Regions from separate parts of the Mus musculus genome. Here region 1 is linked to region 2. The links are chromatin loops, found by intact Hi-C in ENCODE. Cell type or tissue: left cerebral cortex. All regions are shown on one strand. Region 1 overlaps Med27 (mediator complex subunit 27). Region 2 has its middle 27 kb from the start of Med27.

Region 1 (8,000 bases), 67 kb after region 2:
GCCTAATATTAAGCTTTTGTTTCCTGTTAATCTTCCTCATTTGTTGACTGTTTTAGATTTTTGAATTTTTTTTTCACAAACATCCACAGGGTTTAAGTTTTTATTGGTGGGTTGTATTGGTCCCTTCTTTGTTTCCTTTCTTTTAATCTTAGAAATAGATGGGAGACATTCACAGTTGCTTTCTTGCCACCTCCACCATGGTTTGACCTCATACTCTGAACTCTCAGATATAGAGAGGTATTCCAGGTGCACAGTAGGTTACAACTCTTATGGAGTTACAGGAATTTTAATTTTGTCACTTAATGGCAGGCTTCTCATTGAATTAAACTGAGCTAACAGTGGGTATGGTGGTCGGGTTTCACAGAGAAACTTGCCAGCCTTGAAGTTTGCTGGGGAGCATGCGCTGTTTTTTGACTGATATAGCAGGATCACAGCTGCCCTGCAAGTTTGAGGACAGCAGGTGCAGCTACTGTGTTTATGAGAAAGAGAGTTAGCCATGAACCCAGACAGCCATGCACTGGGCAGGAGGGCTGGGCCACCCCAGCAGCACCCTCACCTTCTGTTCCTGTGGCCCCTCAGAGGCGCATGAGGCCTTTGGGATCCACTGTGGGTGAGTTGCATTACACTCATGTTCTAAAGTGTTGCGTGCCAGTGTGATCTTATTTATGGTGGGCGCTCCCATTAATTCTCCCTTATTCCAGGTCTTTGTCTCTATCCTTGACTTTCCCTCCCAGTGCCCTGTAGAGACCTCCTTGTCTATAAAGAGCAGGTCCAATCCTCTTCAATTTTAAAGAACAACCTTGACCAAGGAGTCTAGCTGGGGTTCCAGATGGGAAGCCAGGATTTTCTGGATGGTCCAGGTCTGTGTGTGCTTGAACACTGAGTTCCTTAAAGTGTTTAATCCTTCCTAACCAGGGCCAAAGATTTTACTGCAGCAGAGCCTGCAATACCTGCCCCACCCACCAACAGGGGAATGAGAATGGAGGTGGCTCACCACACATGGGGAAGCCCAGAATCTATATTTAGGTGGGCCCTGCCTTCTTCTCTGTTATAGTGAACACTTGTGTAATAACATGCACAAAGACACAAAGGAGTAAGTTCTCCTACAGCATAAAATTGAGAAGTTGCACACTTCTTTAAGCCATTAGTGCAAGCAAGCCAGGTAGCCTCTGAAACCTGGACATATATCTGGCCACCATTCCTGGAATTTACTTGCATAGGGAGAACTTCATAGGGGATACCTTAGTACCATTAAACAGGCACCTTTACCTTGGAGATCCCCCAGGGTGAGCTTAAGTTTTTACAGCTGTTAGGGTTGGAAGTGGAGCCGGTTGTTTGATTGGTTCCAATCCCAACATAATATGGGGTCTTGAGGTCCAGGCACAGCCCACAGTCCTGACCTCCGTCTGGATGAGAGTGGCTAAGGAAGTGATACACTTCAGCATCCCAGACTCTGAGGAGCTGGCTTCTGCTGCCTCCTGGACCTTTGCCTGAGGTTACCGAAGGAATTCCTTGGGAAATTGAAGTTTGCAGGTTTACCACCTTTGGGGGCTCACATTCTGGTAGATACCAAGATGGGTTTGTGTGGGCCAATGAGCTGGATGACTGTAGTGCAAGTTTCTTTCGATTAGTGAATCGCTGCCTGGATCAGGACCATTTAGTTATAACCTGACTCCCCAGGTTCTGCTGGTTTAAAAATCAGTACTGTTTTTTTTTTAAAAACAAGAACTTTGTATAGAGAGCTCTACTGTATGTGAGAAATATGAATCACAAAGCAACCACATCTGTACTTCTCCCTGAGGAGGGTCTGCTCTGTCTCCCTGATTATCACTGCAAACTTTTCTGTGACTCACTCCAGGCACACCAACATACACAGTCTGAATTTTGAGTTTGTTATTTCTAGAAGGCAGATATCTGTATTCTTTTAAAAATTTATTTATATCTTGTTTTATATATATGACTATTTGGCCTGCATGCATATCTCTGCACCATATGCCTGCTGGTGCCCATGGAGGCCACAGGAGGGTCTCACATCCCCTGAAACTGGAGTTACAGAAGGGTGTGAGCTACCACACAGGTGCTGGGAATTGAATCCCGAATCCCTGGAAGAGAAGCCAGTGCTCCTAATTCCCAAGCCATCTCTCCAGCCCCAGTATTCCTTCTGCGAAGGCCAACTGAGGCACTTGTGTCTGGCAAGAAGGATAATTGCCACATTGGCACCCACATCTCAAGCGCCTCCTCCTCCTGTGGGTGGTAGGCGTTTCCTGTGACCTCCTGTGTCCTAATTGAGACTGTGACCGTTCCCAAAGAAGAAGTCTACTTTGGAAGCATTACTTTCTCTGCTGAGGTTTCTTTTTGTCTTCCTGGCCTTCATCAGAAAGCTTACCTTGCCTCAAAGGGTAAAGTGGCTGGGGTCTATGGACAGTCTGTGTCTGGACCTCCCTGACTTAGAGTAATGGGCGTCTGACCAACAGGAGCAAACACTCTCTTTATAGTCAGCCCGGTGGGTTCCCATGAGTCATCTTGTCTCAGAAGAGAGCTGGCCTCTAGAAGTTCAAATGTTGGGGATTTTCTGCCACAAGTTTTGGAAAGTTTCACAACTCAGGTGAACATTGAGATACAGGTAGATTCTAAGTGGAGCCCAGTAAAGAAGGCCCATTATAGTAGTGCCTGGTGCCAGGGAGCCCACTCGGACCTAGGGTACCAGCCCAGAAATGCCAAGAGCTCAGCTTGGCATTTATTCCAGTGACGACTCAATGTAGGAAGGTTGCAGCTGCTAAATTGTGGATTTTGGAGGGGCAGAGGCACTGGGGTCTTCAGCCCGGAGACCACTGGGCTGTAGTGCTTGGTCATCTGGGTGTACCCTGGAGTCATATAGACCTTGTTTAATGCAACTTGGAGCAGGTGACTTTGCTCCTCTGAGCCCTGCTCTCCTTCCCATCATGCATTTCAAGAAGACAAAAAGACACTGTGAGCTGTTTCTGTAGAGTCTGGTGCATGATATGCATTAACTTGGCCATTGTCACCATCGCTGTCGTCCTCAGCCTCCTCACTTTGGAGAGAGAGAAACTGAGTCCCAGCTCCTGTGAGCACGTGTAGCACTCAGAGGCCAGGCCGGGACTGCTCCTTTCACCCCGCCACCTGCCCGTCTGCACTCAGCTCCAGATCACGTACTGTCACCTCCTCGGTTCTCTGCAGCGCCTGCAGAGCCTGACAACAGATGGTGCTGTTCTGAATTAAAACAATTTAACTCAAGATCCATCAACTGCCAACATCAAACACCCTTAAAAGAAGGAAAGAAACTCATTATCAAGAGTATTTAAGCAAAGTAGGTATTTAATCTATCTTAATCATTTGCATTCTCGAGGAGAAGAAAGTCAGTGGCAGCTGCCACCACAGGCCAGGCCTGACTGTGCCTGCTGTAATTGCCTCAGTCTGGCCGCATCACACTCGCATTTCCTTGTTTGCCACACAGTACTAATTTGGACTTGGGTCCTTAAAGAACAGTTTTTAAAGCTATGCTGAATATTTGAATATTTAAACATTTAGGAAGTACTCTGTTGCTTTTGTACCTTTGTAAAGCTTTGGTAGGGCGTGTGGACAGTGTGCGGGGTTGCTTCCAGAGCTGGGCAGAAAGGATGTATTAGGCCAAGTTTTGGTATTGCAGTGAAACACCTGAGGTCTGCTACTTCTCAACAACAGCTGCTGAAAGGCACAGTAGCTCTGGGAAGGACCCTCTTCCTCTTGGCTGCAGCGCTTCCTGATGGAAGGCACCACAGTGGCAGGGGCGTGTGTGGGTAAGAGAGGTCACATAGGCAGCTAGGCAGAGAAAGCAATCACGGTGTGACCAGGATTGTTTCTTTATTATAACCACCCTCTTGGAAGCCAGCTTTCTCCCACGAGCATCACAGCCAGTGCTTCCAGAGCCATCCCACTAGGCTCTGCCTCTTAATGATCTCCCCAGCCTCCAACGGCACCACTCTAGAGACACAGCCACACCATAGCAGTGATCACTCAGGTCAGTCTACTCAAGTCCTGTCTCCTGACATGACCATCTCCTGTCATGCCTTCTTCTGCTGCCCCCATGTTCCTCTTGCAAGCAGCCTACCCTAGGCTCTGAGGACCAAGAGGGCCAGGCCTTCTTTACCTTCCTTTGTTGCCTCTTTCAGTCTTGTGGTTGGGGATGTAGCTTACTCTTGGGGACCAGACAATGGATGCTCTCCTTCCCTAACCTCAGCTTGACTGAAGCATTCATGGCCTAATATTAGCTACCAAAGGGGCAAGTAAAATATTTGTACTGTCTTTCTAGAAAAATCTGCACATGGGTGGGAAGCAGGAGCCACACACGTAGAGTGTGCTGACAGAGGAAGCAGACTGCATGCAATACTCTGTAATACTTTGTCCCGTCAGTGTTTCTTATTGAGCCCGTGGTGTCTGTGATGCAGGTTCTAGCCTGACAGGCTGAGAGGTCTGCTCCTCATGCGATGCAAACATGCTCCCTGCGTATTTGTTCTCTGCCTCACACTTTTCCTGATGTGTGCACCAAAGCCCTATTTGTGGAATTTTCTCCTGATATCTGTATGGGAAGGCAGTCCTCCAGAGCTATCTTCCTGGGCAGGCCTGCCAGGACTCTGCTAGCTCCTTCTCTGGCCCACGTCTTGGTCCAGGTGGTGTCCCAAGCAGCTGCTCAGAAGGAACCTGTCACAAGGTCTCCATCTAGTTTGGTTCTAATGGTTTTTCCATAAGGAAAGAAAACAAAGTTGCGGAGCTGGCATTTGCATTTCCATCTTTTAATAATTCATTTCCCCAGCACTGGGAAGAGACCGAGACTTGCAGTCACTTGAGAGGCTAGGGCTTTGTCTGCTCTTTGCTCCCTGTGCTGGGAGTGAGGGGCACTAAGAAGTCCAGATGAGGCTTACTGGCCATCAGTCTATCTGACAACATTTTGAAAAGTAATGTATAAGTGTGTGACATTGGTGTGGTAGTATCATAGCATACTGTTGTCGTGTGAAGGGAACATTGTGTGTGTTCTCTATCAAAATGCCCTCTTTTATTGACAATTCTCATCCTCCCATGGTCTTATGAAACAAAACAAACAAGACATGGAGCATTGACATTGTAGAGCTATAGAAAAGCCACAGAGGTGCTGTGCTACCAGGGAGGGTGCTGAATCATAGAGGTGAAAGGTCTGGTGTCTTTAGTGAAAGCCTAGAGAGGCAGGAACCTAGTCCTGAGTGTCCTTTCCTGTGTGACAAGGCTTATGTACAGGGAGGGGTTGTTGAGCTGGGCACATCTGCCTTCTGCTCGTAGTCCATTTGTTGGGGCATGTGTGTGCATTCTCTGTTCACACTCACTTGAAGTGACTGACACTCCTTTCCTTACAGCACATATGGCTCCACAGATACCTTTGCCATCAATTAGTCCAGGTGATATAGTCAGGACCCACTCTGAGACCTCCCCAGACTTCCTTCCTCTGTGTGGTAGGACAGTATGGACAAGGGATAGGATGGTGTGGATACGGGGTAGGGTGGTGTGGACTCGGGGTAGAATGGTGTGGACACAGGACTCCACAGCTGCAGCCAGTAGAGACAGTGCTGATACTTAGTCTGTTAGTTCCACATCCCCCGCTTAGAGGCAAGGAGATGTAAAACATACAGCAGCTCGTAGCTCAGCTCAGCTCAGCACCCTCCTGGCCACCCCAAGCTCCTGCCTTCCAACAAAGCCCCTCATAAGGGACTCACCTGGAAATGGCCAGCTGGAGGAGACTGAAGTTAGAACGTTCACGCCCTGACCTTACTCTGCTCTTTGGCATTGAGGCCTGAAAAGTTCTTTCCCACCTAGAGATGTACTCTATATTCTGATGGGAGTTATTTTGACAAATGGCATTCCTTGTAATTTAGAAGTCAAAATGCAGGCCAAGGGGCCCAACTAGGGCTATTTAATTGCATCCAAAGGCTCTACTAAACGGATTGACCTCCGTGTCCTTGTCTTGGACCTGCCATGGACTTACTGTTGTCCCTTGCAGTATTTTGCTTGTTGGCCAGCAGGCAGAGTGTCCTTCAGCAGGGCCGGCCCGTTCCTATCTCTATCTACCCCAGCTCTGCTGCAGCTCCCATCTTGCTCTTGTGAAGCCCTCAGCGATCACCCCTGAACTCTATGCTCTCTGCTCTGACAGTCAGTCCCGTCTCCACTCCCTGGCCATCCTGGGCCTCTAAGCAGACTGTTCTTTCACGTTTTCAGATCTCTCTCCTTCATCTCAGCGAGCACCGAGCACCAGCACCAGCACCGTGTTTAGCATTGTGCCCTGCCTCCATCCCCTGTAGAAACCATAAACACGCCTTGTCTTCCTGTGTGACAGTCTTTTCTCCCTGAGAGATGTAGCTTTGGGTATGTGCCGAGAGGTGTTCTTTTTCTTTTTGTTTTGCTGTGTCCTAAGTGTGTAGAGAAGTACCTGGCACATGTAGGGAGTGGCCCACTGATGTTTGTGGGATGGATGGATGGATGGATGGATGGATGAGGTATAGACTTGAAAAAGCCACTTTCTCTTTGGGTCTTTAAGATTTCTAAAGTAAAATATCAGCTTGTACTAGATGAAATGTCATCTCCTCCCAACTGTGACTTCTGTCGATTCTCTGCATCTAGTGGTGTTGATGCGTCACTCACCACCTTCCCCCACCCCAGGATGTGGGCTTCCTGGGGCAGGCAGGATCTAGCTGGTGTTGAGGAGGCAGGTGTCATGGAAGTGCTGTTTCTGGGAAGGGAACTTGAGCCGTGGCCACCCGAACTTGCATGGAAGATGCGCCCCACTTCCACCCCACAGCAGAAATCCCACATGTTTTGCCCATTTTCATTTGGTGATGTTTCCTGGGGACTCTGCCATGCCGTTGTCATTTCCCTGTGCCAGCATGGCAGCTCCCTTCTCCTGGATGCCACCGAAGCCCAGGCCCATTGTTGCTGTGGGTTTGTTTGCATATTGCACAGCCATCTGCTCCTTTACCATCCAAGCTTTAGATTTTAAAATATGAATTGCCAGCCGCTCCAAGACTTTCAGTGGCTTTTTGTTTTGTATGCCAGTAGCTAGACTTTGAACCGTTAGAGCCACCATTGCAGAGCCTTTGCTTCCTCTGAATTTGGGAGGCACTGTGTTCAGGAATTGGGACTGGGCAGACTAGTACCCAGGTGTCTTGAGATCTCATACTGCAGTTCCTTTCAGGCCTTCATCCAACAGGGCCTCCAGGTCAGAGCTGTTTGAGAAAGCCCCAGTGTGCACTAACCCCCCTGCTGTAAGTTCATAGATAAAGGTTCCACAGATTTCAGTGTTTATTTGCTATGCAACTCCAGTCCCACCTGCTCCATGGTAGAGTAAATGTGTGCTGTGTGCTTCATCCTGTAGCATCTCCTGCCACACCATCCCTGGCCAGGTGCTGCCCCCGCCCCCGCCCTAGGCTCACTAGCTTACCCTGTCCTCTTCCTCTTTCCCTAGCACACAGCCATCATTCTGGCTCTCTTCACATGCCGCTCCCTCTGCCTGCCGTGAATTTATGGTGAGCATTTCCAGCACTGTGACTTTCCTCTGTTGCCTCTCTCACAGAGGCCATCATTTTTTTTTTTTTTTTTAAAGATTTATTTATTTATTATATGTAAGTACATTGTAGCTGTCTTCAGACACTCCAGAAGAGGGAGCCAGATCTTGTTACGGATGGTTGTGAGCCACCATGTGGTTGCTGGGAGTTGAACTCTGGACCTTCGGAAGAGCAGTCGGGTGCTCTTACCCACTGAGCCATCTCACCAGCCCGAGGCCATCATTTTTTGGATTTGGAGTGAGTGAGCTGTTTAGTAAGATGTAGCTCCATGAGGTTCACGATGCCACCGAGCATTGAGCTCATGGAAGCAGAGTGAGAGGTGGGTTTGCACAGGCAACTGTGTAAAGATGTTTGCACAGTGTGATGTCTGCCGTGCCCAGGAGGAACTGGACAGAGAAGAGTGCCTGCCTAAGAGTG
Region 2 (8,000 bases):
CTCTTATGGCGGAAGCCACTGGGGCAGGTGGAGGGCTGCATGGCCTTAAAGGACCTCCCACAGGTTCCATGTCCTTCATAGAGATCATCGCCTTCTTGTGACTTAATGAGGCCGAAGTCAGAGAGGACCTGCAGAGGCCGGAGGGGGCATCTCACCCAGGCACCACCACAGCCTCCTTTCTCGGGAGAGCATTAACGTCCTTCCCTTATTCTGCACTGGGAATTTTAAAGATTTCTAACAGAACTCAGACATGCACAGTCCTCAAAAGAGTAAGAGACCTAGAAAGTGCCTGTGCCACACACCCTGCTCACGGCGTCTACCCTTTTCTTCAGAGGCTGCCACGTGCAACTCACAGAGTTTCTCTCCATTTGTCAGTTTTATACATCATCAAAATTCATGCCCTGCTGTAGGAGTGCTCTCTCTCTCTCTCTCTCTCTCTCTCTGTCTTTTTCTCAGAATATTAACTTGGCCCTTCCTTATCTTCCCAATATCATAGATTCTACCCGAGTCACTAGCCAGTGTTTCCTGTCTTATCACTTATATGTTGTTAGTGCATGAGTTCATATGTATTTGTATGTGCACACACAGGCACACATGCGCATGAGTCATGTGGAGTTTAAAGGATAATCTTGAGTTTTGTCCCTCAGAAGCCATCCATTTTTAAAACAAGATTTTATTTGTTTATTTATTTATTTATTTATTTATTTACGTATTTACTTATCTACTTATTTGTGTGTGTGTGTGTGTGTGTGTGTGTGTGTGTGTGTGTGTGTGTGTGTGTGTATGTGTGTGTGTGTTCAGGTGCTTGTAGAGACCAAAAGATATCAGATGCCCCAGAGCTGGAGTTATGGGATGTTGTAAGCTGTCTGATGTAGGTGCTGGGAACCAGACTTGGGGCATACTCTTAACTACTGAGCCACCTCTCTAGCCCCTCCCTCTTGGCTCGCTGACTAATAAGCTCTAGGAATCTGTGTCTCCATTTTCCCAGCTCTGGGATTCCAGGAGTGAGCTGTCATGCTTGACATTTTATGTGGGTTCTGGGGGTTGAATGTGGGACCTTGTGTAGCATTTTACCAACTGAGCTACACGTGACCGCCCTGCTCATGGAAGCTGGCAATTGCATTTTCTGGTAAAACTGTATTTGTGTGAGAGTTCTTTGGATTCTATGTGTTATGCCATAGCTTAGATTCCTACTGATATATAAAACACCCAGAAAACCTGATGCTTCTGTTTGTTCTCTGTGTGCTCTGACCTTGGCCCGGTCAGGCCTGGCTGTCATGGCTTGTCTGATACACACCCTGCCATGGGTCAGACAGTGTTCGTCTCTCTGATGGTACAGGAAATGCCCTGGATTTTCAGCTTCCCACTTCTTAGTTTCCTATCTTACTCTGATGTAGCACCTCCTCTGAGGGTTTTTTTGTTTGTTTGTTTGTTTGTTTTGTTTTGTTTTTTTTGAGAAAGGATGCACGGTAGGCATGTTTGGTGAGGCAATATCAGCAGTGATTGGAGATACTTTTCCTGGGAATCATGAAGATGCTCACCATGGTGACATGGTGATGACTTCTGGTGGTCAGTAACAGGGCTGGAAACTCCAGTCCTGATCCAGGATCATTTATGGGTGACATTCTTTTTTTTTGGAGTACGTGTGTGCGCGCGCGCACGCGTGTGTGCATGTGTGTGCGTGTGTGTGTGTGTGTGTGTGTGTGTGTGTGTGTGTGTGTTTTGTGGAGGAGTCCAGAAGTCTCTGCCTGACTCTCCACCTTACTTTTGCTTATTTTGCTTTTGACATGGGGCCTCACAATGTTGCCTGGCTGGCCTGGAACTCTCAGGGATCCACTTGCCTCTGCCTCTTGAGCACTGTGATTACAGATATGTGCCTTCATAACCTTCTGTCTCCTTTTTTGAAACAGCATTTCTCCCTGACCCTGGAGTGTATCAATTTAATCTGGCAAGGTTGAAGTCCAGTGAAACCCAGGGGCCCTCTTTTCCCCACCTCCCCTATTCTGAGATTGCAGTGTTGTTGTTTTTTTAATGTTGGTATTGGGAATCAAACTGAGGCTCTTGTGGTTTTGTGGCATAGATGATCAACCTCTCTTTGGATGCCTTTGATGCACTTTAGCCCTGGGCACACCAAAGATTCTCTAAGTCCCAAGATATGTGCCTTTCAGCTGGGTGTCCACTGATGACTTCGTGAATCATTTTTTCACTCTTTTTGTCTAGCTTTGAATATTGAACTTCTGGGTTGTGTGGACAGAATAACAGCCTTCAGTACCTGTGCCTCAACCCATGATGCCTGTTGGATGAGTTGCTTGTCTGGTTATGGCTTTGGTAGGGAGATCATGTGGAAGGATCTGAAGATGAGAAATTACCGTGGTTATTTCTTTTGGCCCAGGGGAATCATGAAGATCCTTATAAGCACAAGGCAGAGATGCTACAGTTAGGAAACCATGACAATAGCAGCAGGGGCTGAGAGATGTACCTTGGAGGAAGGGCCAGGAGCCAAGGAATGAAGGAGGCTTTTAGAAGCTGGAAAAGGAGGCTGGAGAGAGGGCTGAGTTGCTCAAGTGTGACGACCTGAGTTTGGATTGCCAGCACCTATATAGAAAGCTAGGCATGGCAGTGCATACCTATAATCCTAGCGTGAAGGAGGTGGAGACAGAAAGATTTCCCAGACTTGGTGATCAGCCACTCTAGCCAAATTGGGCAAGATCCAAGTTCAGTGAGAAAATAAGGTGGAGAGCAGGTATGAAGACATTTGATGTCCACCTCTAGCTTACACACACATGCACGCACACATGCACACACACCCCAAAACCACACACCCATACCCATATATACACCCACACCCACGCCCACACATGCATACATACACACACAAAATAGAAACTGGAAGAGGCAGGGAAATAGATTCTCTCCTCAAGCCTCCAAAAGGAACACAGCCCTGCCAACATCTTGCTGAATTTCAGCCCAGTGAGACTCATTTCAGACTCAGGACTCCCAAAAGTTGAAGATAACAAATGTGTGTTATTTAAAGTTACTAAGTTTGCAGCCATTTGTGACAGCAGCCACTGAAAACACAGGCAGGAACCAACAAGCATCCACTAAGTGGCTGATGCTCCTAGTGTCTTGTGTCTTGGCTGAGGCTGTCCTGAGTCTTCATATGCTGGGGCTCTACTTTACAGATAGTCTCTCTGCATGCTCATTCTCACCAAGGGACTGTACGTGTATCATTTCTTCATGTCCCCATCCACTAGCTGGCATTCCCCTAGGGTGGGTGTCATAGATATCTGGGTCTATAGTCTTGGGTCTTCTGTCCTGAAGGTATTAATAAGAGTATGCTGGGCAAATGACAAGATGAGTAGATGAGCTGTCCCAGACAGCCCTGGCAGCAGGAACAGTAGGTCATGGGAGTCATCAGTCATTTCCCAGAAGTGAGATGCAAGTGAGGCCCGGTCAGTTCCCGAGAATTCAGGGGCAAAGCCAAGATTTGAAGTCAGCACTGTCTGACTTGATGGCCTTAAAGCCCATGTGTTCAGCTCCTCCATGGCCAGAACATGTCCCTCAAAGTCTGTGTGCTGCAACCTCAATCCCCAGTACAACAGTGTTGAGAGGAAGGGACTGAGAAGAGGTGTGCGCCTGCTCCGGGGCTTGGCTCTTGTGAGGGGGTTAATGTCGTTACTGAAGGAGTGGGTTGTTACAAAAGTTTGGTCTGGGGAGATGGCTCAGTCAGGAAAGGCTTGCTGTACAAGCATAAAGAACTGAATTCAAATCCCAGCACTTACATAAAAAAATAGGCATGGCAGTAAACCCTTGTAATTCCAGCACTAGGAAGGCAGAGTGAGGGACAGGCCGAGGCAGGCTGGTCTCTGAGTTTGAGGCCAACTTTGTCTACACAGTGAGTTCCAGGATTGCCAGGGCTACACAGAGAGACTCGGGGGCAGAGAGAGAGAGAGAGAGAGAGAGAGAGAGAGAGAGAGAGAGAGGTGGAGGGTGACTGAAGAAGACACCTGATAATGACCTCTGGTCTCTCTACACAGTCATGAACATATGAACACTTTCATAAGCATGTGGGTGCATGTGCACATGCATACAAAGTGAGTTCAGCTCCATTCTGCCTGGGTGGGCTCTCTCTCTCTCAGATACACACATACACATACACATAGGTACACACATACACATTCATACACACGCTCATACATCTGTATACACAAAGGAACAAACGTATTCACACATATATACACATACACACATGTACACACATAGGTACACACATGCGCATTCATTCACACACTCATGTGCCTGTACACACAGAGAAACACAAATATACACACATGTACACACATATACATGTACACACAAAGGAACACACACATACATGTACACACAAAGGAACACAGATGTATACACAAAAACATGTATACACAAAGGAACACACACAGGTGCACACATGAATATTCATTTGCACACTAGTATTCAGGAACACACATGTACACACACAGGTGCACACACGTACATTCACTCATACACTCATACACACACACACACACACACACACACACACACACACACACACACACCGGGCATACACACAGACACTTCTGATTTCCACCATGGGGTTTCATAGGAAGAAGCCCTTCAGCAGATGCTGGACCTTTATCTTGGATTCCCCCATTCCAGAACTCTGACCAGTGAATCTCCGTCCTTCATAAAGATCTCATCCGTGGGTACTCTGATACAGAAGCATAAAACATTACGACAACCACTAAACCAAAATTGTCCCTCCAGACTGTCTTCCTCTGGCCTCTTCCCACCTGACTGTTCCCACCCTTTGCTGACTTCTGCCCAGAGACCTGCCACTCCGGAGGCAGGAGCATCTTAATTAGGCCACCCTGCAGCTGTTAAGGGAGCTGCCTAGTCCCGGGTGGAGGTGGAGGCTTCAGTGACGAAACCCGCACTTAGCTATGCAGGGGGCTAGGAGCCATGGGAGCTGCCAAGTCACTCCGGGATTCTCAGGATTGGGCTGCGGTCCAGAACTGAGCGTCATCCTTATTATTGTTTTATCTAATCTGTTCTGAAGAACAACCATTTTGAAATTGGGCAAAAATACTGCCTAATATATTTAAACATATATATTTTTATTTTTGTATCATTTTAAAAATAAACCCATGGATGTACATTTTCCAAGCGCCTGCCTGCTGGATTCCTAATGTAATACAACATGACTCAGAGCTAAATTTAAAGAGAGAAGCACATATGTTTAACGCAGGCACCAACTTTCAATCTGGGGAGAACGGAGTCAAAGGGATTTTTTTTTAGCGTACGAGTGGACCCAGTGCAAAGTGAATTATCTCCAAGCCATCTGGGAAGTCTGGTGTTTTTCAATGCCTTCACGACTCTAATTTTAAGCCGTTATTTGGCCTTTAAATAACAATATCTTTTCTTTCCATTGGCTTTTGCACCAGATTCCGTATTTATTGCGATATTGACTCCAGAAAGAGACCTATCTTTGGGAGCAAAAAAGAGCAAAGTTATTGAACACATTACTCTGCAGATTGGCTCTGGAGTTGGGGGGGGGGAACAGCAGTCTGATATTTTGCAAATGAAGTTTGACATATTCTGGGATGGCATATTGCACTCACCAAAAACAAGCTGGTTGTGCCCAGAGGGGAAAGCTTAATTAAAACCCCTCAGCAGCTCGAGACTCGAGGAAAGACTCGGGTGTACTGTAAGTGACCTTCAGCATGCTCTTCAGACTCTCGTCAAAATGGTCTGATTCTGACCTAGAAGCAAGACAGCAAGCAGCCACACAACATGGAAATCGTAGCTCTGCCTAAGAGTGTCCTGGGATGTCAGCCAGAGGATCTCAGATAAATGTTCCTGTGTCTTTCCTGAATAGTATCAGTCCTGGGGACACCAGTACCTTTCTGACTATAGAAAGTCCTTCATAATATCAGACTGGAGCCCTTCCTCCCTAAAACTTCTCTGTATGTGGACTCTTGTTGTTTCCCTAAATAATGCAGAGGTCACTTCTCTCTGATCGACACGACTCAGTTCACCAGCCTGACCTTCTTCCTGCCCATCATCTCTCTCCCAATCTATGTACACTCAGCTCCACCAAGGAAAGAATAGGGCACTTGGGCAGACATTCCAGGAACAGTCGCATTGAAAACCCAACCATGGCAACAGGAAACCTGCTTGAACCTCCATAAGCCAGACTCATCCACTAGTCTTTTGATTCTGCTTTATTCCCAACCCTTCCATTCTTTCCTCTCTGTGTCCTCTCAGAAGACATGGCCTGGCTGGAGCCCAGATTCTAAGTAGTAGAGAGGTTCTCAGAGGGAATGACCTGGAGACTTTACACACTATCCCACCTGACAAGCCTTGGGCCCTCCACTTACACTCCAGTTCCTCCTATTCAAGGAGAAAAACAAGCCCCAAACTAGCTTGCCCTGGGTCTGCTAGCTTGTTGTGGCTGTAGAGTCCCAAGGCGGTTCCACTCCCTAGTAATGTTGATCTGTAGTGTCCGTGTAGTCTCGCCCTGAACTCTGACCTCAGCTCTCTTTTTCCTCTTGCCCTCCCTCCCTCCTGTGCTCCCAGCATCTGCTTTCTGTGCTGTCCTTCAAGGCTTTTTTCTTGCTATTCCTTCTCATTGGAATGCCCTTCCTTCCTATTGATGACCTCATAGCTTGACACCAGGGACACCCGAAAGATCTTATTGGAACAACTTACCAAAATAGCCGCCAGGGGTTATTTGATGGTTCAGAGGGCAAGCCTGTTGCTGTGCAAGCCTGGTGACATGGGTTCAATCTCCAGAACCCACGTGAAGGTGGAAGGAGAGAACTGTCCTCTGACAGCCACATCGTATGCCCTGGCATATGTGTGTGCACACACGAATAACAGTAGTGAATAAATGCATACTTAAATAGCCACCTCCTTGTCATTCTATCCATAATTCTGTTTCATTCCCCCTTTAACCCACCTCACTACATGGCACATCACCCATTCCTTCAGATGATCTGTTTTGCCTCAGTAAAGAGATGTCTTTATCAAATGATGTATCCTCTGATATCCTCTGAGCCCAGATCATTGAGTATCTGATTAATTTGTGCACGTTGCATGGATGTTCACGAGCCCATTTACAGAGCTAAAGAGCATGCCACAGACAGACCTGAAGGTGAGTGGACTTGTCCTATTGTGTTCTCTCTCACGAGCTGGTTCTGACCTGCTCTTGTCAGCTGACTGTCCTCTCCTGCCTGGTTCACTACACAGTATCCCAATGGCCTTGCCCCTATGGCAGCGTCAGTATAAGTTGACGCATAGTTCTGCCTCTCTTGTTAGTAACAGTTCCCAGAGAATGATCACTCAACTAGATGCCAGCGAGTACTCAGGAAACATAAGATATGAAATGGAGTGATGTCCCCTCCTCTGTCTGCACCCAAAATGGAGAGGGTTGCAAAGGTGCAGCTTGAGGTATTTTATTTTATTTTATTTTATTTTATTTTATTTTATTTTTGACACATGGTTTCTCTGTGTAGTTTCCTGGCTATCCTGGAACTCATTCTATAGACCATACTGGCCTCAAACTCATAGAGATCTGCTTGCCTCTGCTTATTTATTTATTTATTTTTTAAAGATGGAAACCTGTCTTTCCTAGTGTTACGTGGAGTGCTGGTTAGCACTTGGGTACAGTTTGGGATGATGAAGAGTGTGTGATGCTGTCCTCCACGATGCTAAAGATAGTGTCAAGTGCCAGTCAGCACTCATGGAGGAGATGTCCAGGTGGGTGTGGTGGTGCTGACTGGTGCATGCCTGAGTCTGCAATCCGGGCACTCGGGAGGCAGATGAGAGAGGATCTCCTATCCAAGGCCAGCTTAAGTGAGACGTCATCACAGAGAAAACACATCCATTTGGAACTTAATAAAAAGACAGACCGGGGCCAGGGATTCACCTGCCTTTGCACTGGAACTGCCAGCACTATTCCTATGGATGTTTGTTTGTTT

The links. Peaks named below come from ENCODE experiments on the same cell type or tissue, not always from the same donor. Only the 100,000 strongest peaks of a DNase experiment are listed, where the experiment ranks them.
Region 1: a loop joins it to region 2, with 7 times the contacts of the local background. A loop is called at or near these places in 3 of 42 quality-filtered maps.

Annotation. Positions count from the first base shown.
Region 1 is chr2:29,382,330-29,390,329 of GRCm38, forward strand. The region is part of intron 2 of Med27 (mediator complex subunit 27); the gene reads left to right. Among named protein-coding and RNA genes, the nearest start is that of Med27, 40 kb to the left of the region's middle. In left cerebral cortex, CTCF peaks have their summits at 994 and 3,225; DNase peaks (open chromatin) are centred at 3,166, 6,743 and 6,901; H3K27ac peaks cover 705 bases.
Region 2 is chr2:29,315,361-29,323,360 of GRCm38, forward strand. No RefSeq gene overlaps it. Among named protein-coding and RNA genes, the nearest start is that of Med27, 27 kb to the right of the region's middle. In left cerebral cortex, no CTCF peak of the experiment used is centred here; DNase peaks (open chromatin) are centred at 1,034, 2,923, 4,999 and 5,253; H3K4me3 peaks cover 268 bases; H3K27ac peaks cover 1,501 bases.